2 separate regions of the Mus musculus genome follow, and region 2 is linked to region 1. The links are chromatin loops, found by intact Hi-C in ENCODE. Cell type or tissue: heart. All regions are shown on one strand. Each heading gives the region's core, and the rest is flanking DNA. Links, peaks and the distances in the headings are about the cores only. Region 1 holds the start of Ttc25 (tetratricopeptide repeat domain 25). Region 2 holds the start of Hap1 (huntingtin-associated protein 1).

What was found. Hi-C counts contacts between places; a loop is a spot of excess contacts. Peaks named below come from ENCODE experiments on the same cell type or tissue, not always from the same donor. Only the 100,000 strongest peaks of a DNase experiment are listed, where the experiment ranks them.
Region 2: a loop joins it to region 1, with 2.9 times the contacts of the local background. A loop is called at or near these places in 9 of 42 quality-filtered maps.

The regions. Positions count from the first base shown.
Region 1 is chr11:100,539,909-100,551,904 of GRCm38, forward strand. Ttc25 (tetratricopeptide repeat domain 25) reads left to right here and starts at 5,700. Exons shown (of 12, transcript NM_028918.3): 1 at 5,700-6,000; 2 at 9,895-10,026; 3 at 10,277-10,427; 4 at 11,048-11,109; 5 at 11,563-11,728. The coding sequence starts at 5,893. In heart, for the core only: a CTCF peak has its summit at 5,670; a DNase peak (open chromatin) is centred at 5,723; H3K4me3 peaks cover 1,426 bases; H3K27ac peaks cover 2,113 bases.
Region 2 is chr11:100,349,883-100,361,878 of GRCm38, forward strand. Hap1 (huntingtin-associated protein 1) reads right to left here and starts at 6,259. Exons shown (of 13, transcript NM_177981.2): 1 at 5,808-6,259; 2 at 4,790-4,866; 3 at 4,364-4,480; 4 at 4,075-4,253; 5 at 3,806-3,905; 6 at 3,662-3,728; 7 at 2,303-2,433; 8 at 1,961-2,023; 9 at 1,536-1,670; 10 at 1,328-1,419. The coding sequence starts at 6,195. It also overlaps the pseudogene Gm10039. In heart, for the core only: CTCF peaks have their summits at 2,424 (motif pointing left), 5,721 (motif pointing right) and 7,693 (motif pointing right); DNase peaks (open chromatin) are centred at 5,379, 5,569, 6,179 and 6,519; H3K4me3 peaks cover 2,648 bases; H3K27ac peaks cover 1,843 bases; H3K27me3 peaks cover 4,732 bases.

The DNA of each region.
Region 1 (11,996 bases), core at 1,881-9,880:
TGACTGCAGATGGAGGGTGAGTAGTTTGTGCAACTCTTTTGGAAACTGTCATTACCTGGTAAAAAAATCACAACCCCTGAGACCCCCCAGGTCCACTCCTAGGTATACATTCCTGAGAATCTCACACCCCCATGTACCAGGAAACACTTGTGAAGTTGTCCCTACAGCACAATTTGATGTGACTCCAACCTAGAGCCCAGCTCTTTTCAGCAAGGGTTGGATGCATGGGTTATAGCAAGCAAAGTAACTGACCTGCAGCTTGTGTGCACTGACATGGCTGACTCTCGAAAGCCGAATGGAGAGCAGAGGACAGTAGAAAACAAGGTCCTGTTCCATCCCTGTAATCCCAGCACTCATGAGACAGAGGCAGAAGGATTGTCTTAAGATCCAGGCTGGTCTAGACTATAGTGTAAGATCCTGTCTCAATGCACCAGGCTCCATCACAAAAAGAGACACATTTATTAAGTAGTATCAATGTGCAGACAATTAATCCACAATACATAACGTGACAGCCCAAATTAGAAATGGCTGAAAGATGAGAATGTTTACTTGCGCAAGGAAGGTATACAGAGGATGCTAATTAGCCCATGAGAAGATACTCAACATCTCTACTCATTAGGAGAAACAAATTAAGAACCAGCAACAGTGGAGCTAGGCATGATGGCACCTGTCTGCGATCCCAGTATTCAGAAAACTGAGGCAGAAAGATTGTGAATTCTAAGATAGCTTGTGCTCTCTAGACAAGTCCTATTCCAAAAGCCAAATAAATGGCAGTCCTGGAGCCACCATAAGGCTGTGCAGGGTCTGCCCTGACCTAGACTTTCTGAGTCAGAAAGATAAGACTTTTCTTTCTTCTTCTCCTCTGCTACTCTCTCTCTCTCTCTCTCTCTCTCTCTCTCTCTCTCTCTCTCTCTCTCTCTCTCTCTCTCTCTCTCTCTCTCTCTGTTGTTGTTTGAGACAGGATTTATCTATGTATTCCTGGATGTCCTGGAGTTTGCTACGTAGATCAAGCCGGCCTCAAACTCACAGAGCTCCTCCTGCCTCTGCCTCCCTAGTGCTTGAATTAAAAGCACGCACTCCACCCCCCTTCCAACCCCCCTACAGCTTTTACCTTTTCCTTTTAGTTTCTAGCTAGAGCCCACGTATGCCTCCTCCCGTGCTTTATGCCTTGTTATTCTTTCTCCAGAGCTCCCATCTCTGACATGCAGCCGTTTGTCCACTGCGTGGCTGACTTCCATGCTGGCTGAACTCAAAGGCCGTGACCTTTTCTTTTTCTTATCTGTCTCCCTCTTCCTGGCAGCTGCTCACATGTACAGTTGTCTGCCCTGGGATTTTTCTTTGAAACTGTAATAAAACTGTTCTCAATGTTAGAAAGAAAGAGAAAGAAAGAAAGAAAGAAAGAAAGAAAGAAAGAAAGAAAGAAAGAAAGAAAGAAAGATCTCCACAACAGTGAGTGTAACAGGTAAAATTGCTAACTCCAGGTTGGAGAAATGGCTCAGAGGTTTTAACCTGCTGAAGCACCAGATGCTCTTCTAGAGGACATGAATTCAATTCCTAGCACCCACATGGCAGCTACAACTATCTTTAACTAACTTTATGGTACCAGGGCTTCTGGTGGCCTTTTCTGGTCCCAGTATCTGGGCAAATGGTGCACAGATACACATGCAAGCAAGAAAAACTCCTATTCACATACAATAAAATAGCTTCATTGAAATGTAATTAATGTATGGTAAACTGCACTTGGGAGCTGGGCCTGGAGAGATGGTAATCCCAGCTACTCTGGAGACAGAGGCAGTGGATTTGCCAGCTCAAAGCTTATCTGGGGCAGAGGGGGGAGAGAGAGAGAGAGAGAGAGAGAGAGAGAGAGAGAGAGAAGAATTACAAGGCCAGCCTAGGGAAATTTAGCACCCTGTTCTAAAAATACAAAGAAAAAGGCTATCCACGTAGCCCAGTTGATAGGCGGCTTGCCTAGCATGCCCCAAATCCTGGGTTTGCTCTCTGACAACACATGAACCTGGTGTGGCAGTACATACCTGCAATCCCAGCATTCCAAAGCTGGGAACCAGGACGGCAAGTGCAAGGTCATCCTCAGCTCCTCAAGGACCTCAAGAGCAGATGGGTACATGTAACACTGTCGTCCAGTCCAACATCAATCAGCCAATGGTACATGTGACACTGTCTGTCGTCCAGTCCATCATCAATCAGCCAATGGCACATGTGACACTGTTGTCCAGTCCATCATCAATCAGCCAATGGCACATGTGACACTGTCGTCCAGTCTATCATCAATCAGCCAATGGCACATGTGACACTGTCGTCCAGTCCATCATCAATCAGCCAATGGTACATGTGACACTGTCTGTCGTCCAGTCCATCATCAATCAGCCAATGACACAAAATAAAAAGGGGAAATAGAGCTAGGGACAGAGAGATGATGGTAGACTGCTTGGTAGCATGGGCTCGGTCCTAGGTTTGATCTCTAGCACTGAATGAAAAGGGGCAGGGCTAACAAGAGACCTGCACAGAAGTCATTTGAGTAAGTCTGTGAGTTCTACCACATGTGGCCATCCAAGAACCCATTAGCACCACCGGGCTACACACATCATTTTCATCTCCAAACATTCCCTAATGACTTCTCTGTAGCCTACCCCTCCCAAACCTGTCACCCCCAGGTGACTTCCTAGGCAACCACTATTTGTATTCGGGAAAGTATCGATTGATTTACATTTCCTAGAATTTTATATCTAATTTTACTATCATTGTGATATTTTATGTCAAGGGATCAGGAGAGCTCTCCATATAGCCCGGGCTAGATTCAGTCTACCAGTTCTTCTTCCTCGGTCTTCCAACGGCTGGCTTTACAGTAGAGTGCTACAATACACAGCTCGTGGAATCTTTTTTTTCTTTTTTTGAAGAGTCACCTATATTAAACACATGTCAGAGCATTTTTTTTCCTTCTGAGTAGTAACTCATTATATGACAAACTTTTCACATAGCATAGGAATATTTCTAGTTTGTGCCTACTACAAATAAAACTTCTATGTATGCATGTTTCTCTCTCTCTCTCTCTCTCTCTCTCTCTCTCTCTCTCTCTCTCTCTCTCAGCTGGAGGGATAGCTCAGCAGTTAAGAACAATGACTACTCTTCCACAGGACCCAGGTTCAAGTTCCAGCATGAACATGGTAGTGTATACACACACACACACACACACACACACACACACACACACCTCTCACTCTTGAGTAACAAATATCTTCAGAAAAGGGCAGCTTTACCTTCTCTGGACTCTTGAGGAATCAAATGCAGCCGTGCTAGGAGGCCAGCGGCAGCAGATCTCACGAGGACTGGAGCTGCAGGGGACTGTGAACCACCAGACATGGACGCTGGGAATGAAACACTGATCCAGTACATGATGAGCACACACTTTTAATCACTGAGCCATCTCCCCAGCCCGCCAAAAGACAGTCATCTTCTAAATCAAACTGCAGATCAATGTGCAGTTATAAAGGAACCTTATGTATTCTTTTTTTTTTTTTTTTTTTTTTTTTTTTTTGGTTTTTCGAGACAGGGTTTCTCTGTGTAGCCCTGGCTGTCCTGGAACTCACTTTGTAGACCAGGCTGGCCTCAAACTCAGAAATCTGCCTGCCTCTGCCTCCCAAGTGCTGGGATTAAAGGCGTGCACCACCACGCCCGGCTAACCTTGTGTATTCTTGTTTGCTTGGTTTGTTTTCCTTTTGATATAAAGCCTTGCTAAGTGGTCCTGGCTATCCTTGAGCTCCAGGCTACCCTCTTTCTCTGTCCTGGGACTGTCTGTGTACACCACCATAACCATACCTGGCTTAGGTATTCCTTTGTCATTTCCCCCAATGGTAATCTTGAAAAACTTTTAAAAACTACAACAGGGCTGGAGAGATGGCTCAGCAGATAAGAGCACTGACTGCTCTTCCGAAGGTCCTGAGTTCAAATCCCAGCAACCACATGGTGGCTCACAACCATCTGTAATGAGATCTGATGCCCTCTTCTGGTGTGTCTGAAGACAGCTATAGTGTACTTAAAATACATAAAATAAATAAATCTTAAAAAATAACTACAATAGTCGGGCATTGGTGGCATTTGTCTTTAATCCCAGCACTTGGGAGACAGAGGCAGGCAGATTTCTGAGTTGGAGATCAGCCTGGTCTACAGAGTGAGTTCCAGGACAGCCAGGGCTACACAGAGAAACCCTGTCTCGAAAAACAAAACAAAACAAAACAAAAGAACAACAACATCAACAACCAACAAGGGTATTGGCACTAATGAAAGTCTCTGACTTTACCACATTTTCCCAAGTAATCAGTTATGGTGGCTTGAGACAGAGACTCCCCTGTTACTTGGGCTGGCCTTCACCTCACTATGTAACTGAGGCTGCCTTGAACTTGTGGCAATCCTGCTTCAGTCTCTCAAGTGCTAGAATTACAGATGTTGTGCTCATTTGTGTTTATACATTTGCCAGTAAGGACATCTTTTTTAGAGACTGAAAACGGTTTGCTTTGCTCCTACTGTGTGCTGGATTCTGTTCCTAATACATGCCCATTAAGCTGGATCCTGTTTCTGTTTTTGTGTTTGAAACTCGCTGTGTAGCCAGGGCTGGCCTGGAACTTGTTATGGAGACCAGAAAGCCTGTATCTCACAACCAACCTCCTACCTCTGTCTCTGGAGTAAGAAAATTAAAGACCCAGGCCACCAAGCCTGGCTCAGCTGAATTCTGGAAAGACAGTTTAAGACAAGATTCTGGGCTGGAGAGATGGCTCAGGGATTAAGAGCACTGGTGCTCTTGCAGAAGACCCAGGTTTAACTCCTAGCACCCAAGTGGTGGCTCAAAATCATGTATAACTCCAAGACTGTTTTAAAAAACCAATATAGTTGAGGCAGTTAACTGAGCTAGCTATCTAAGATATTATGGGTACTTAGAGGTACTGCTGTGTCTGTGTGGTGTGTGTGTGTGTGTGTGTGTGTGTGAACATGTGTGTGCTTGTGCACATGTGAATGTAGATGCCAGGGGACACTTCAGGAATGCATGTCTTTCTGTCTCTCCAGGGCTGGCTAATACAAGATGGTGCCATCACACTGGGCTGTACCAGGGTTGGGGGAACTGAAACAGAGAGCTGCATGCTTAGCATGCGCTTTACCAACTGAGTTATCCCCACAGCCATTACTCCTGAATGGCTGCAGAATTATGTCAGGCTAGACCTTAGTTTAGACTTGCTATTAGCAAGTGTTCCATAACTATGTGACATTGAAAGCTAAACCCATCACACTTTCCATTGCATTCTCATGCAAATCCTCACGTCCCTGAGGGCTCTATTATTTTCCTGTTCATTTGGCAGGTAGAACGCGTACTTTTCAGTTCCCTAATGTGCTTGGTCAAGGATCACGCAGCTAAGAAGTGACAAGAGAGAAGGCTGCCCAAGCCCTCTGACTCCGGTTCCAAAATTCTCTCTCCTTCCTAATGGGACCTGGAGTGCTTAAGCCTTAATCCTACTTGGAATTTTGCCTCCAATTCTCATTTTCTTGGCTTGCTTTGTCTGCGAGGCTTTCCACGTGGCAACTGGAGGGGAGAAGCAACCTACAAGCAAACAGCGATCACTCTGGAGCGCCAGCGTCCTGCAGCCGCCGGCCACGCGCTCAGCACTTGTCTGACCGGTGTGCGCAGCGTGGCGACACAGGCGCATGAGCACGCTGGGCGGGCTCACCCGGAGGCCTAACACCGCCAGGGGAGGGGAGGGGAGGGACCGGAAGTTAGACTATCTCTCTAGGTTGCTAAGAGACCGGGCTGTCCCAAAACAAGCCGGCGATTCTCCAGCCTCTTTTCCTTTCTGAATCTGCTTCAGAATTTCCAAAAGTAGGGTGACCATGTCGGACGGTGATATCTTAAGAAGCACTTTTCCCTCTTACATGGCAGAGGGGGAGAGGCTTTATCTGTGCGGGGAGTTCACTAAGGCCATTCAAAGCTTTACCAACGTGAGTTGCGCTTTGATCCTATTACTGTGTTGCCTTCCTCTTTTCCCCTCCTCCCTTTCCCTCTCTTCCTCCTCCCCTTCTTCTTTCCCTTCCCCTTCCTTCTCCTCTCCCCTCTTCTTTTTTTCTCTTCTTTCCTCTCTCAACCTCCTCCCCGCCTCCGCTCCTCTTTTGAGATAGACACTTGTTCTGTAGACCAGGGTGGTCTCGAACTACCCCTACTTCCTGAGAGATGACTTCCAATGTGCACCCTCATTCCCAACTTATGATTTGAAAGGAAGGTGCCCTCCTTATGTCCTCTGGAGGCCAACTCCCTATCTTGCAGTTGGCCTCTGGAATGATGGAACCCCAGCTTGCTACCTGGACCCACCACCATTGTGTTGTTGATGAAAGATTTGTGTGTATGTATACCACATGCATGCCTGGTACTTTTGGAAGCCAGAAGAGGGAACTGGATCCCTTGGAACTGGAGTTACAGGCAGTTATGTAGCACCAAATGGGTGCTGGGATCCAGATCTGGGTCCTCTACAGGAATAGTAAGTGCTGTTAACCAATAAATCAACACGATACCACCCCCCACCACACACACACACACACTTCACCACTTAAAGAAAAATATTTGTATGTGATGGGTGTTTTGCCAGCATGCATGGACCACATGCATACTTCCCTCTTAGAGTGTGGAAATGGACTGAGGGGTGTGAGCTGCCATGTAGGTGCTGGGACTTGAACCTGGGTCCTCTGGAAGAGCAGGCAGTCAGTCAGTTAGTGTTCTTAGCTGCTAAAAAATCTCCAGTCCCACCCAATTACCATTTTTTTTTCATCACCAGCAGCCCTGAGGTCCATTTTGTGGATATCATACTCCTGGTTCCCATGATATGCCACTGTCACACATAAACCCTGACTTTTGCCATTTTCTCTTATAGTTTCTCACTAATGCCTGCCAGTTGGAGACATAATGTGACCAATCATTAAATGTTTCATGATTACCTTTCTCTTGATAAATTCAGTCTCCCATCCTTAGCCACAGATTGCCCAAGAAGCTAAATGTAGAAGTCTTTGGCACAGGCTTGCCTGTAAGAAAGTTGTCGGTGAAGTTAGGGCGTACTGTAGTAACCTTATTGAAAATTACACCATTGTACCCTACAGGGATTGGGAGTCGTTTTAGGATATTAGACTCACTGCTCTAAGCAGTGTGTGTCCGTCTAGGATGTCGGGGAGCGGAAGGGGTTACTATTGTTTTCTTTGTATATATGAGGAAGTGAATATAAAAGTTAGGTAACATGCCCAAGGTCACTGCACTGAACTAGCTGGAGTAGTGGAGGAAGGATCCTGTGAGCCAAGCATTCAGACTCCAGTTGCCTGGGGTGCCAACCTCCAGACTGCAAGGTGTTCTGATAACCTTTTCCTTTGCAGGGCTGGAGACAGTGCTTAGCTGGGTAGAGTGTTTGCCTTGTGTGCATGAAGCCCTGGTTTGATCCTGCTTTTGAGTGTGTTGTCCCACACTTTCAGTCCCAGCAGCTGGCAGGTAGAGAGAGAGAAGGAACAGAGATTTAAGATCATCTATGGCTACTTAGCAAGGTCAGGGCCAGCGTGGAATACTGGAGATCCTGCCTCCAGAACAGAATAACCATTTCCTTTGCTAGAAACTATACTTTTCTTTTGGGGTGCTGGTGCTCCGACCCCACATGCTTGCCAGTTGCTCTTCTTCTGAGTAACATGAGGAGCCCATAGCCTCCTTCCTTCCTTCCTTCCTTCCTTCCTTCCTTCCTTCCTTCCTTCCTTCCTTTCTTCCTTCCTTCTTTCTTCCTTCCTTTCTCAAGACGGGACTTCTCTGTATAGCCCTGACCATCCTGGAATTTGCTCTGTAGACTGGGTTATTTCGAACTCAGAGATCCTCCCGCCTCTGCCTCCTCAGTACACACCTGAGAACTGAAGGCGTGCACCACCACACCCAGCTCTACTTGGCATAGCATCGGGGCATGGTGGTACTTGTAAATCCCAATATTCAGGGTGCTGAGACAGGAGGATTTTGAGTTTGGGGCTGGCCAGGGCTACATAGTGAGTTCAAGACACGCCTGAGCTAAACTGGCAAAACTGTTTCCAAAGAACCAAATTAAAGCAAACCCTTAAACGGAGTGTCAGCCCACTAACCAATCCCAAGACTTCCCTCAAGTCCAGCTTCTCTACCATCCCCCAATCTTTCACCTCTTTCCCTAGTCACAGCCTCTAAGAGAAATGACGACCTGATGGGCATATGGAGTTAGGAGTTCCGCCAGTTCCCCTCTCTCATGGAGCAATCTGGTCCTAGAGAAGCTGAGACAGAAAGTAAAGATGGCCCCAAGGGCAGGTTAGGAAGCCCTCCCATTCTAGGAAAGATAGCAGCTGCTTCCTCTTCCTAGAAAAGAAGGAAGGTCTTAGAGAGGGCAGACTTGGTCTGACGCCTAGGGGATCACGTCTGTCTTTCCTGGCACCAGTTTCTAGTGCAGAGCCACCTTCCCTTGGGGCAATGTTCTCTTCTGTCTTGGTTACCCCTGGACCAGGGCAGACATTCACCACAGCTGTAACAATCTCAGTCCGAAGGGGACAGGACATAGCTGGATGTGATGACTCTGCTTGTCGTCCTAGCATTTAGGGGAGCTAAGGCAAGAAGATCAGGAGTACAGGGGCAGCCTCAGCTACATAATGTGTTTGAGGCCATCGTGGATTATGTGAGGCTCTGTCTCAAGAAATATACAGACAAAGATGGCACAGAGGAGAAAGGTACTTTTGGCCAAGTCTGATTGGCTGAAATTGAACCAAGTCTTATAAGTTGTTCTCTGAGCTGTACATGCACACTGTTGCATGCATAGAACCACATGGGCCAACACGCACACGAAATTAATTTTTAAAAAAAGAAAGGAAGGAAGGAAGATTTCGGGACATGGTGGGGGAGGTGTGTGTGTGTGTGAGAGAAGTGCCCATCCTTACACTAGGGCCTCCAGATGGCTTCTGTCTTCCTCACATCTGTGTCTTAGTTCCCCAAAATAGTGATAATTCTCAGTTTACTACATGAAGAAGGAGGAGGAGGAGGAGGGAGGGGAGGAGGAGGGAGGGGAGGAGGAGGAAGAATAAGATGGTGGAGATGGTGGCTCAAGCCAGGTGTGACAGCATACATCCATAATCCCGGCTACTCCAAAGACTGAAGAAGTGAAGAAATAAGAGGAGGGTGGGCATGGGTGGTACATACCTGAGCTTGGCAGAGTACTTGAGACCAACTTGGTCTATCTACATAGCAAGCTCCAGGCCAGTCAAGGCTACAGTTTGAAATTATATCTCCACACCAAACAACAACGAAACTCCAACAAACCAGAAAGACAGAGAGGGAAGGAGGGAAGGAGAAAAAGAGAAGACTCGGACTAGGTATAACTCAAAGGTAGAGAGAACTTGCTCCAACACTCATAAAACTCTGCATTCTAGGCCTTGCACACAAAGGCTCGGGGATGAGTGACCCGAGTTTTAGATAGTCCTGAAATCTATTCTGTTTACGTTAGCCTTTGACATTTACATTGCAAATGTGTGCAGCCAACTCAGGTTTCTTGAACTTGATCGACATAAACCATCTTGTAGTTGTACTGCTGGAAGGATTTGGCAGAAAGTCACAGATCCTCAGCCCAGCCAGTTCCTACGTCTTAGCCAGTGGCTTCCTCAGTAGCCGAGATAGAGCCTTCTCCGAGATCAGCCACATACAGATAGAGATGTTCACGTTCGCTGAGCCAATGGGTTGGGCTGCTTGCATCTGATGAGACTCAGAGGCAGGAGTCCATGTACTGACCTGGAGGGTCCCCTTGAAACTGCCACCCTTCTGGGTCAGGGTGCCGCCTTGCTCCTCCTGGAATCTGCACTTCCCTTTGGCAGGCTCTTCACCTTCAAAGTGGAGATAAGAACTGCCTGGTTGCCCGCTCCAAATGCTACCTGAAGATGGGAGACTTAGAGAAGTCCTTGAACGATGCTGAGGCCTCACTTCGGAACGACCCGACTTTCTGCAAGGTGACTGCCGGATGGGAGGGCTCAGTCTTGCTTTCGCCATTTCCATTGCAGCAGACTCTGGTTACTGGGAGTTGAAGAACCAGCTGGGTCACTTAGTGTCTGATGCCCTTTCCTCCTCAGTGCCTCCCTGCCTCTCGCAGGCCAACCTTGACCTCCAGCCTTGACCTTCAACCTGGGACCCTTCCATGCTACCGTGCAAGTCCTTTAAGGTCTTGGCTCTCCACCTGGGTTTGACTGTCTTTCATTCCAGGGGATCTTACAGAAGGCTGAGACACTGTACACCATGGGAGACTTTGAGTTTGCCCTGGTGTTCTATCATCGAGGCTACAAACTGAGACCTGATCGGGAATTCAAAGTAGGAATTCAGAAGGCCCAGGAAGCCATCAACAACTCGGTGGGAAGTGAGTGAGCGAGGGGCTGTGCCTTTATCTAGGAAGGCTCAGCAAGGTCAAGGGTGCAGAGGGCAAGCAGCTACCACCGGGGGACTCTCACACTTAGACTTGGCTGTTGCTGAGGTCACAGGTCAAAATTCTGAGGAGTGACCTTCTAGCCATGCTAGGTGGGCTGCTTTGAAGCTGTCCTTTCTGAAGTCATACATAAACTAGAGTTGGGTTCTGAGTCCAGCCTTTCTGAGGTTGGCTCCTCCGCCACCATACAAGTACCCAAGGGTTAGTTTTATCCACCAGCTCCACGGCAGAGGGAAGAGGGAAGTGAAGGAGAACTTGTCCCTGTGGATAGCAAAGTGTGGAAATAGCACATGACAGAGTCTCCCTTCATCCCAGATCTCTCTGTATTTGGAAATCTGGCTGCTGTGGCTTTGGGCTAGTGGGGGGCCCACCTAGTGTCTAGGACAGTGTTTTACCAACCACCCTGCACCATTCTGGTATTAGGGTGGCTTGCAGCCACCTCTGCCAAGGCCTCTGCCATCTCCTTGCCAAAGGCAGCCATTTCCACATAAAAGTATGTGATCGGTCATGCCTGAGGGGCTTGGCCCTGCTCAGTCCCAGCCTCTGTCCTGCAGGTCCTTCTTCAATCAAGCTGGAGAACAAAGGCGACCTCTCCTTCTTAAGCAAGCAAGCTGAGGTAAGGGGCCTGGTTCTGAGAGCACGTGGACCTTCAAAACCCTACTAACAGTCCACTGGGAACATCTCACTTCTGCCCATCTTGGGCCACCGTGAGATTCGGCCTCGGCTCCAGAGGTATCTTGGGAATCCAGCTAGACCCAACCAAGCATATTTCACGGTTCTCAGGGCCACAGAGAGTCTTGTAGGAGCAGGACTTTGGAGTCTTAGACTCTCGATCCACCCCACATGCTCTGAGCTCCTTTTTTTGTTTGTTTTGTTTTGTTTTGTTTTGTTTTGTTTTGTTTTGTTTTTGAGACAGAGTTTCTCTGTGTAGCCCTGGCTGTCCTGGAAGTCACTCTGTAGACCAGGCTGGCCTCGAACTCAGAAATCCACCTGCCTCTGCCTCCCGAGTGCTTCGCTCTGAGCTCCTTACTGAGGCTCCTCTGAATGTCCCTCCATTTCCATTTTCCAGAGTAAGAAAGCCCAACAGAAGCATCTGCCTATAAAGCAACTCTCGTACAGCACCAAGCATGAAATCAAGCGGAAGGGCTCGCTCAAGAGCGAGAAGACCGTGCGGCAGCTGCTCGGGGAGCTGTACGTGGACAAGGAGTATCTGGAGAAGCTCCTTCTGGATGAAGGTCTCAGGCCCGTGGCCGGCAGGGCTGGGGGCAGTGGGTGGGAGCTCAAGGGACAGCCTGTCTTGGAATGCAGCCAACCCAGACCTATAGAAACACAGCGTTCTCACTCGACTGAGGTCCAGGAGGCTAGGCAACAGGCTTCTGCTCATATCTGAACCCAAGAAGTTCACACACAGGGTCCCCACTTTTGTGTGTGTGTGTGGACTTCTTTGTCGACCTCACATCACTGTGATAGAACACTTGAGATAATCAGCCTGTAAGTAGGAAC
Region 2 (11,996 bases), core at 1,381-9,380, 190 kb before region 1:
AAATAAATCCATTATAGTAAGGCTCAGATGGGTCAGATGGCTTGCCCAAAGAACCCAAAGCAGCCAAACTGGGACTGGGTCCCAGGGCTATTCACCTTCATCTCCAGCCACATTGAGTAAAAAGCCACCTAGAAGGTGAGATCTGAATGGAGAGGGCACAGCCATTCCCAAAACAACCAGCAGATGAGCAGCCGCCCCCCCCAAAAAACACAGATTTCTCAGCGTTTTTCCGCTTACAGAACCAGCAACAAGGGGTTGTCTGGCGGCTGAAATGTGAAGACAGATGATGGGGGGTGGGGACCTTAGCCAGGTCACCCCACGTTTGATGTCTCCCCCCCACCAACCATCTCATTAAATCCTTAACAGAGATCAGGACCTTCGGAACACTGAGGAAACTCAAACTGCAAATTCCTTGGGCCATAAACATTGAAAACTCACAGGGAGCACAGGCATGGTGGCACCTGTCCTGGGAAGGCAGAGGCAGGCAGATCTCTAAGTTCGGGGCCAGCCTGGTCTACAGAGTGAGTTCCAGGACAGCCAGGGCTACACAGAGAAATCCAGCCTCAAAAAGGAGAAGGCTGGTGAGATGGCTCAGCAGGTAAGAGCACTGACTGCTCTTCCAGAGGTCCTGAGTTCAAATCCCAGCAACCACATGGTGGCTCACAACCACCCGTAATGAGATCTGACGCCCTCTTCTGGTGTGTCTGAAGACAGCTACAGTGTACTTATGTATAATAATAAATAAATCTTTGGGCCAGAACAAGCAGGGTCTACCAGAGCGAGCAGGGTTGACCAGAGTGGGCAGAGGTCCTAAATTCAATTCCCAACAACAAGATGAAGGCTCACAAATATCTGTACAGCTGCAGTGTGTACTCATATACGTAAAATAAAGAAATAAATCTTTAAAAAAAAAAAGAAGGAAGAGAAGAAGATGGGGAGGGGGAGGAAGAGGAAGAGGAAGAGGAGGGGAGGAGGAGGATGGGGAGGAGAGGAGAAGGAGGAAAGGAGGGGAGGAGGGAGGGGAGGAGGAGGAAGGAAGGAAGGAAGGAAGGAAGGAAGGAAGGAAGGAAGGAAGGAAGGAAGGAAGAAAGAAAGGAAGGAAGAGAAAGAAAAAAGTCTCAGGTGGAAATGACTGATCCCCATGCAGAGTCCGCAGAGCTAGGCAGTGTGAGCGAGGCAGGATAAGGAGGCAGGAAGGATGCCTGAACATTAGGAGGTCAGAACATTAGTGTCAACCATTCTCCACTCAGAAAAGGTAGTTGGCACTGGGTGGACCAAAGTGAGCATGGCTGAACCAGGCAAGCCTGAGGATCCCAGCTACACACACCTCTCCATGAAATACGCAGGGTCAGTGATGAACTTCCTCAGAGATGTTCGGAGCTCCTCAGCCAGTGTCTCTGGGAAACTTGGAAGTGCATCCTACAGCAAAGAGGGGAGACATTCCACCCCAACACTCAGAAGAAATAATCTGAAGGCAGAAATCAGCCAGCAGGGCTGAAACCCAGGGCACACCGAGGTAAAAAGAGCACCCTCACCAGAGGCACACTGTATCCATAGTGGGTGACAGAGCCTGCGGGCATGGAGGAGCGCTGGCGATGACTCTTCCCATCCTCCTGGCGGTCACGAGGCCTGCTCCCATAATCCTGCATGTAGGAGCCAGCTCGCAGGCTCTGCTAGGACCAGGGGTTTCCAGTCAGGCACTCTGCCTGCTCTTGCTTTAGGCACAAGCAACGACCCCAGCTCCAGACCCAAACAGTGCGATTCTGGGTGACCCTGGCCAAGATCCTGATCTCTACCCTCTCCAGACCTCAAACGAGCTGATATCTGCTGGACCGTGGGCCAGTCAGGGTGGAGGGCAGTAAGGCTCTGCCTGCAACTTGCTTGTCTTCTTTGGAGAGCCAAGTTGTCCCTCCGGGGGGCCTGCATTCCAGATCTTTGCCTAGGAATCATAGAACCTCACCTCCGAGTGGATCCCCTTCTCTGAGGCCAGCATCTGCTGCAGTTTCTCTGTCTGGGCCCCATACTGTAAAAAAAACCATGAGGTGTGAGACACACCCCCCCAAGGCCTCCCACTCCTGCACCTCCTACCCCACCAGTCTTCCCATATCAGAGTCTCTGACAGTCACAAGGAACAGGAGTCATAAAGTGGGGGTCATGCAGCCTGGTTTTGGGAGTGTGTAGGATTCTCTCTGGGTGGACTTGGTTAGGGACGTGGCTGGGCAGGATGAACAGCTCTCCCGTCATCTCTGCCAACTCTGATGCCTACACAGGGAAGGGCTTTGGGCCTGACAGAGCAGCTTACAGACTGACAACGCTGTTGTAGCTTGGTGATCTCGGCCTGCAGCTGAGTGATCTCTTTCTGCTGCCTCTCATAGCCTTCCAGCCTCAACACCAGCACTTCCGATAGCTCTGCCATCTGCTGGCTGGCTTCAGCTATAGGACAAGCACAGATCAGCCTGGCTCTGAGTCTCGGTCCCGTCACCCCCACAGAGGTCCCTCTGGACTTTGGCATTCTTCCCCCAGGTCTTCTTTTTGGAGAATCATTTATTGACACAGAGCAGGGGACTGGAGAATGTCTTGGTAAGACCTGATCCCTTGTCCACACCAGGCACTCTCAACCCCAATAGAATGAGGTACAATGGAGCCAGTGTCAAGGGAAGAGAAGAGGAAAGGGTCCCAGAGGTGGAGCATGTGACCAACTCAGTGCTGCAGAATCTGGGAAGGGCTCTGGAAGGAGCCTCTGGCTATGGAAGCCCCACCACACCGAGAAGGAAGATGCAGGGAATGGGCAGGGGGGAGGGGGAGGGGCAGGGCAGTGAGCAGAGACCAGATCGCAGAGATGGGGGAAGGGGTTGCCGTTATCCTTGGACCAATGGGAAGCCATTTTGGAATTTTTGTCACAGAAACTCATCCTGGCTGGGTAAAAAGGGACCTGGATGGGTAGAGAGACCCCATTATATATTATGAGGTGTCCTGGGCTAGAGACACTGAGACTTGCCAGCTGTGGCTTGCAGGGGAAAGAAGGACAGAGATGAGATTTGGAAAGAGCATAAGCCAGATGCTATATATCCCTTTGAATCTGCATCTCAGTGGGTAGGCTTGAGGTCCTCAGGGACTGACGAAGGCTAACTTGGTGCTAGGCACAGCCTAGAATCAGTGTGTGACTGTGAACTGTCTCAGCCCTAAGTGCCCAGGCTCTGGCAGCTCCTGGCTTCCTCCCTGCCATCCTGTCCACCCTGCCAGCTTGGACTGTTCCAAATAATAGACAGACCCTAATGGCCTCTATGTGTTCTGCAGTGCTCTACCCTTCCTGGGCGCGTGCTCTCCCCGCCTGTCCCCCCTCTCTCCAGAGTCCCACATTAGGTGGTCTTCAACACCTGACCCTCCTGTCTCTGACTCCTGAGTGCTGAGGTTCCAGGTGAGCTTCCACCACGCTCAACAATGGTTCTCAAAACCCTGAGAAGATGAGGAGCAGGCCGTGGCTATCAGTCCTCATTCTAAAGATGAAGGTTCAGGGAAACCAAGGAATCTGTCTGGGCTACCACAGCGGCCAAGTCCCAGAGCCAGGACCTCAGCTCTGCTCTCCAGGCTCCAAACCCTTAGCTCATCCTCTCATCTCTTGGGACAGTGCCCTCCTCTGAATTAACGGTGTCACACGTACAGAACTGCTCCACACATTCCAGAATGAGCATCTGCTCTTCGTCCTCCAGGTTGTCAAGGTGGGAGGCCTGGAGGAAGGGAAAAAGGAAGGGGTGAGGCTGTCACCATCCCCTGCCCAAGGGCGCGCCCTCCTCACTGTCCTCACCTCCTCTCGCAGGTGGTCGTTCTCTTCCTCCAGAAGCCTGAGCTTCTGCTGCAGGGTTTCCAGCTGTGGGCAGCGGTGCGCTGTCTCAGCCTTAGGGTGTCTGGCAGGGGGGGGAGGGCGATGATGAGAGTCAGACTGTAAGGGCTGGAGGATCCCAGTCCCCAAGGCTTCCCCAGCAATGACAGTGTCAGCAGGCCCATGCCCATTTATAAACGAGCAACTGAGGCTCAGAGAACGGATGATCCCGGGCACAAAGGCCGAACACGTACGGCTTGGGGGCACCATAGGGGTGGTCGTGCTGCTGGTCTTGATCCCTCTGTCCTTCTCGTTCCTCCTCTTCGCCCTCTTCCTCGTCTTCCTCGTCTTCCTCATCATCATCGTCATCAGAGTCTGAGTAGAGCTGAAGAAGGTCATCTCGCAGGTTCACCTGCTTCCGGAGATGTAAAATCTAGGGCAGGGGAGAGAAGCCACGGAAAGATGAGCACAAGGGGGCAGAACGGGTGCTAGTCTGGGGAGGGGACACACGGAACTCTCCCTGGTCCTTAGGAACCCAGATACCTCCTCCCTGGCTGAGCCCAGCATGGTTTCCAGCTTATTATTCTCCTCCATCAAGACACTGTTCTGTTTCACCAGGGACTGGCCGATCCGGGCGGCTGTGTTCAGGTCCCGTTCTTTCTGCAAAAGAAGAGCCAACCATTCCAATTCCTTCGAAGTTTCCGGGACCTCCCAAACAGGAGGGAGAAACCAGGGCTAGGTCACAAGAAGACTATCTCTCCAGCACCCAGTCATCCAAGTACCAAAGACTATTAACCATCTCCTGGGTCTGATAAGATCAGTCCAGATTGGTCCTCTGTAATCTACTTGCCTTCCAGGAAAGGGGCCTTCAAGTTGGCTCCCAGGCAAGAAGAAAACAGACAAAAGCCCGAAGTCCTGTAGGGCAGAGTTAAAATGAGGGCTGGCCTGAGTGAGGAAGGCGGTACCCACCTCTTCCAGCAAATACAACATCACTTTGACATCATCTTCGGTGATCTTCTTCGTGGGTGGTGGATTAGGACACAACGCTGCAGGAGGAAAGGCCCAAGTGGGTCAGGGAAAGGAGCCGAGGCTGCCCATAGACCACTACACCCCTCACAACAAAGATTGTGAGACTGCACTCCATCTGGCCCTAACACCCTCTCCACAGCTCCGGATCTCCCCACTCCTGCTTTCTCAGGAGGGGCCTGGATGCTGTAAAGGCAAAACCATCCTCTGGGCTCAGGAACTGGACTCTCAAGACCCCTGGGTCTCTGGGCCCCTCGAGATAAGAAGTCAGGGAAAATACTGGGCTCATCATGCCCACCCCCAATCGGCATCTTAGCCATCACTGGAGTCTCCTCGATCATAAAAACAAATGCAGTCACCCATCCTAAACCTGTTGCTTGTCACAGGAGGGCCAAGTAGACTTCTTCAGCACCCAGAAGCGGGCACCTGAGCCTAAAATTGCCCCCGCCCAGAAGAGGAGGGACAGAAGCCCAGTGCCCCGCCCACTCCTCCCTCTTCATTCCAGCTTCGGAAAAGTACGACCCAGACCCCCTGAGGACAAGTAGTGGTCAAAGGCTCCCCTACACACACACCTCTACCCACCCACGCAGGCTGGTTCCTGCGGGCTAGCGCAGGCTCAAAGCGCACCCGCAGCCCCCGCCCCTCTGCTGGCACTGCGGTAGACGGGGAGGGGGCACTGAGAGTGCGCAGATCTGCCACAGCAACAGGCGCGAAGAGGCGGGCGGAGAGCGCGAGAGAGCTCTGGACCTGACGCACCCACAATAATCGGGAAACCGGAAAAGGGGGGGGGGGAGATGGGGAAAGAGAAACCAAACCGGCACCGCAGACTGTGGTCTCGCGGGGGTGGTGGAAAGGTGGAACTAAGAGCCACAAGGGGGCGGGGCGCCTGAGTCGGTGCACCCCCTCCTACCTGGAGATGCCCAAATAGTGCCCAATGCGGGATCCCCGAGACTCAGTTTACCTTCCTGCAGCTCTCGAATAAACGCCGCACGCTCAGGGCCGGACACGCCGGGCCTCCGGCCGATGTACGCGGCTGGTGTCTTCCAGATTCCCTCGGCCTTTCCAGTGCCCAGGCCAGTGGCCCGGGGACCGTAAGGCCCCTGGAATACGTAGCGGGTCCATGGTGCGTCCGAATCACCAATGATCATGGACCGACAAAAGCTTCCTGTCTTGGTTCGGGATCCTGATTTTTGTCCGGACCCGGTTCCCTGCGCTGGAGCAGGTTTGGGCTCCGCCGAGGGCTCCGGAGCGGGACCAACTGCAGGCTGGGTCGTGGGGGTGCCTGCTGCTGGGTCCCCCGACCCTGTCCCGTCTCCCGCACCGCTCTGCACCTGCTCTTTCGGGCGCATCTTGACTCCGCAGTCCGCTGCCGCAGCCGGGGCTTTATAACCTGTGCTCGGAGCGGGCTCCACTGGGCTGTACCACGCGTGGCGCTAGGGGTGACCGTTGATCAGTTAGTGGTGCCGAGGACTCAGGATCCTGCAAGAAAGCAGCCAGTGGTGACGAGATAGGAAGTAAATAAAAGAAGAAGAAAGAAAGAGATGAACTAGTGCCTAGCTTATTCCGTGGGGTCGAGTCCACGGTGATGGATTTCTCTTCCCTTCCATCTTCTGAGAATGGTTCTGTCCAAAGCCGCCGCTTCCCTGGACTTGAGTAGAGGGACCCGTAGCTTCTGCCTAGAAACAACCCCCCCTTCAGCCCCCCGCGCGCGCTCCCGCCACCCCAGCTTCCAGGGGCTTTCTGTGTTGCCCTACCCAACATTGTGTACAGACCGAGGTGACCTGAGAATCGAGGCAGTACGCCTGTGCCTTCCCAGGTAGACTAAGCGAGAAATCCAAACTCCGGTATGGCTTTCAACGTGTTGCGTGTCATCCACAGGTCCCTCTCACTCTCGCGCTCGCCCCTGGACGTCTTCCATCTTAGTGCGTTCACTCGTTCTTTATTTCCAACCCTAATTCTCAAGCCCTACAGTCCAAGCAAGCACCTGTTCTGTTCTTCAAACATTCCAAAAAGAACATCTTCGGAGGGGATCCTGCTTAAATGTTTCGCTGTGACGACTCTTCAAGATCCCCGTGTACACACACACACACACACACACACACACACACACACACACACCAAAACATCCGTTATCCCAGGGTCTGAACTGATCGATGTCGGTCTCCACGACTTTACCCGTGCTCTTCAGCTCATGGACGGACGTATGCTCCCCAGAAAAATGGCTACTTTGGAAGCTGGCTCTCAGTCCTGAATGAACTGGTTTAAGGGGTGGGAGCTAGGGAGGGCAGTAGCCATTTCTGTGCTTTTAGACTGGGAGACAGGCTAAAGGGAGATGGATGACTCATGGACTCAAGTCTCAAAATCGTTCTTGATGTTCTCCATTCTCCACCATCCTCCAGTGGACAAGGCTATTGACTTTACGTTTTTTAAAATATTTATTTATTTATTTTTTATATCTGGTGTATGAAGGTGTCCATGTCAACATCAGTTGTTGTCCGTCCCTTGCCACCTTATTTTTTGAGACAAGGTTCCTCACTGAATCTGGAGTTCAGCACTTTGACTAGACTGTCTGGCCAGCGATTCCCCAAGACATCCACTTAACTCCACCCTACCCCTCAGCCCCGGGGTTTACAGACAGGTGCCACCATACCAGACCTTCATGTGGATGCTAGGGATCCAAACACAAGCCTTTATGTTTACACGCAGACCGAGACAGTTTACACATGCGCACACACATGTATGTATGTATGTATGTATGTATACACACACACAGACATACAGTTTTATTTGTGCATATGAGTGTTTTGCTTGCTTGTATATCTGGGCACCACTACCATGCCTGTTTTCCACAGAGGCCAGAAGAGGGCATCGGATCCCCTGGACCTGGAATTACAGATGGCTGTGAACTGGGAGCAGAACCCTGAAAGAGCAGCCTATGTTCTCACCCACTGAGCCATCTCTCCAATCCCCAACACGCCCCAATTTTGTTTTGCTTTTGAAAGAGGGTCTCACTCTGTAGTCCAGGCTAGCTTAAAATTCACTATGTTGCCTAGGCTGGCCTCAATTCTCTTGCTTCAGACTTTCTTGAGCTGGAATTACAAGTCACACCCAGCTTGAATTTGCCTTTTAAATACCCCTCAAACATAGCTAGTTCCAGGCAGCCAAGGTTACAGAGCAAGACCAGACCTCTAAAAGAAAACCTTAAGTTCTTTTTTTTCTTTTTCTTTTTCTTTCTCTTTTTCTTTTTCTTTTTTCTTTTTTTCTTTTTTTAGTTTTTTGAGACAGGGTTTCTCTGTATAGCCCTGGCTGTCCTGGAACTCATTTTGTAGACCAGGCTGGCCTCAAGCTCAGAAATCTGCCTGCCTCTGCCTTCCAAGTGCTGGGATCAAAGGCGTGCACCACCACCGCCCAGCATTAAGTGCTTTTCAAATGTTCGCATTCTGTACCAATGGTCTATTTTGCAAGCAGAGTGTTCCTCCCTTCTTCTCAGATTGTTGTGCTAGCCAGCCTCTCCCTATACCCCAACACACGTCCCACACACCTGTCTTACACCATCCTGGGTCCAGGTACATTCTAGCTTCTGGCCAGAGGTGTACATGTACTGTACATCCACATTGCTGTACAGGTCCAAACATGCACACACACACACACACACACACACACACACACACACACACACACACACACACCCATACATGCACACACACAAATACACACATTAGAATAGGTACTCAATATGTGTGTTGGATGAATACACACCAGGCATGCATGCGATGCACAGCCCTTCATCCACACATTTATCTAAGCTAAAGAACTCTGGCACCACTTCTTCCCAGCATCCTTGTCTGAGCTATAGACAGGGCTGATTCTCAAGGTCTTTGCCTAGCAAAGCATCTCCTAACGCATTCAAGGTCAGGTTTCCACACAGTCCAGACCAATAAAGACAACCCAGAAAGAATCAATGTGCCCTTCCATCAGTACCCACCCTGTCAAGAGGCACTGCCATTCCACTATGACTTTCTACCACAGGTGGTAATGTACGTCTGCAATCCCAGCCCCTGGGAGTGAGGTGGAAGGATCATGAGTTCAAGGCCAGCCTGGGCTCCGTGGCAGATTTGAAGCCAACCTGGATTATGTAGAACATTTGAGGCCAGCTCGGGCTACATGAGAAGGTGCCTTAAAGCCCTTCCCCTGAAAACATTTCCCTTTATTTCTGTTCATTTATTCATTCATTCAACAAACACATCGAGTACCTATTCTAATGTGTGTGCTTGTGCATTTGTGTGTGTGCATGTTTGTACATGAACAGCAATGTATGTGTGCAACACATCTCTGGCCAGAAGCTGGAGGAAAACTCTCGTGCTTTTCACCTTACTCCTTTGACACAGATGTCTCAATGAACCCGGAACTTAGAATGTTTCAGCTTGGCTGGCTGGCCAGCAAGCCCCCAGGGAATTCTCTCTTATCCCTCTCCCTCCCCTCCCCTCCTCCCTCTCTCCCCCTGAGCCCCATTCCCCCAACACCAGGGTTACAGGCTCTTGAAGCTTTCCCCACGGATACTGTCAATCCAGACTCAGCGCCACCCCCACCCCCCCAACAACCAGAGCAGTCGCTGAGAGCCTTGAGAGATTTACGTCCTGATACACAGAGAGAAGAAGGGTGGGGAAAAGTGAAAATGGAGAGACTGGACCTGGTATAAGCTTTTGAAACCTCAAAGCCCACTCCCAGTGACACACCTCTTCCAACAAGGCCACAGCTCCCAATCTTTTCCAAACCGTTCACAAACTATTTGCGAGCAAGTATTCAAACCTACGAGCCCACTAGAGGACATTCTCATTCAAACCAACACGAGGTACATGGCATTACACCTGGCTAACCCTAAGACAGCTCTACAAAGCTGTGGAGAGTTGAATCAGGCCAGGGTCACTACAGAGAAGGTAAAACACATAAACTTTGCCTTTTGTTATGGCCAGAGACATTATCCATCTTAGTTTTTGGTGGACTTGGTGCCTTTTTAACCTCACTCCTCTAACTTATCTTTCGATCATTATTCACCCCTAAGAAACATTTATTAAGCATTATGACAGGCATTTGGGACACACTGGTGAACAAAGAGACTAGATCTCTGCTGTCTTAGGGATCATGTGCCAGAGGGGAGCTACAAACAGGAGCAAAGAACTGAAAGCCAGAGGTTCAGCTCAGTGGCAGGCACTCGTAAGCAATCCCAGCACTCCAGAGGCAGAGGCAGGGAGATCAAAAACTAAAGCAGCCTGGGCTATGAGTGAAAGGATGGGTACCCACTCAGGACCCCTAAGACCAAGTTCTCAGCACAAAGGAGATTTCTCTTCCTCAGAGGGACAAGGGACAAGGAATAAGAGACAAAGATAGAGGATGAGGGAGAAGGGGAAGGGAACAAGGGAGAAAGGAAAGGGGAATTTAACCGGGAGGATGGACAAATGACTGCCTCTGAATACAGAGGAGACTGATGTGGTCCATAAGAAAATGATAATTTGGGGCTGGAGAGATGGCTCAGTTGTTAAGAACATTGACTGCTCTTCCTGAGTTCAAATCCCAGCAACCACATAGTGGTTCACAACCATCTGTAATAGGATCCGATGCCCTCTGCTGGTGTGTCTGAGAGACAGCGACAGTGTACTTCCGTACACTTTTGACGGCTGGACTTCACACTTTGATAGCTGGGCCTTGGTAGTCAACCTCAGAAAGAGGAAGTGGACAAATAAGGGGACAGACCTCAGTGGCTAGCTTTCGGGATGCCATCTAACTGTTTTAGCAAGGTGGATAGAATATAAGAGAGAAGGGCAGGGCCTGCGAGAGCCATGCTTGCACGCTATGCCTGGCTAGAGTTCCTTCACTGAGTGATACTTGTCTCCGGGAAAACAAAAAGGAGATGGAGCAGGGGAGCTGGAGGGATCCTGTGCAGGGCGTGGGGGGAGACTGTGAGGAGAGCTTTGGAGGCCTCTGAGGACGGGGCTGGAGAATGTATGATTCTTCCTGGGGAGACATAGACAAATGTCTGCTCTCTCCAGAGATGACACCAGGGACCAGTGCGTTGACTGGGGACATTAAGTTATTAACACAAGTAGTAACACACACACTTTTAATCCCAGAATTCGGGAGGCAGAAGCAGAACCTCTGGTAGAGAAGACTAGTTCTCTAAACTGATGATCCATCTCACTAATCCCCCTCAAACTTTTTTTTTTTTTTTTTTGCTTGACACCTCTATCTTTAATCTGCTTCTCCATAGTACTTTAAATTGTGGGGCATGAATAAAAACAGGACTGAGGGCGAGTGGGAGCAATGGCTGTGTGACACCTTTAAACTCACGCTGACTCCCCTTCCCCGCTCAGGGTTTTGCACAAACTCTCCTAAGCACAGGTCTCTCCCGTGTAAAGCAGGCTTAATTTAAGCTAATGCTTAGCAGGACTGCGGTTCACCACTCAGCACAGCGCTTGTTCTGCACAGCGCTTGTTCTAAGTTAAGCTCCTCAACAATGTTACCTGCTACAAACAATAGGGGGCGCATGCCTTTAACCCCAGCTTCACAGCTAATCTGGTCTATAGTAAGTCCCAGGCCAGCCAGAGCCACACAGCATGGCCCTAAGGACTCAACAAAATAAAACGCTCCCCGCCCCCGCCCCGCCCCCGCCCCCAACGAAATGGCACCTGTCAGTATGCTAAACTTGAAAGTGACAAAGCACCAACATCATTACCCAGGCTATTTCATATCCTCCTGGGAGACGGTGGGACCCTTCCACACTCTGCCTTATCACCAAGGCTGACCCAAGTGTCACTTCTCACCATTCCAAAGACGCCGCCTACCCCCGGGGTAGAAAGACAGGCACAGGCACATGGTTTAGAGAAACGTTGTTGTTGTTGTTGTTGTTTAATGGTAAAGCTCAGTAGACTCCAGCACCAGGACTGGCATGGAGTCAAAGCAGCAGGGACGGCTGGGTGACCCCAGGGAGCCTCACATGGCGAAGAGGATGAGGAAGGTGACCATCAAACAGAAGAGTCCCATGGCCTCAGACAGGGCAAACCCCAGAATGGCATAGGAGAAGAGCTGCTGCTTGAGAGATGGGTTCCTGGCATAGCCAATAATCAAGCTACCAAACACTGTGCCAATGCCAGCT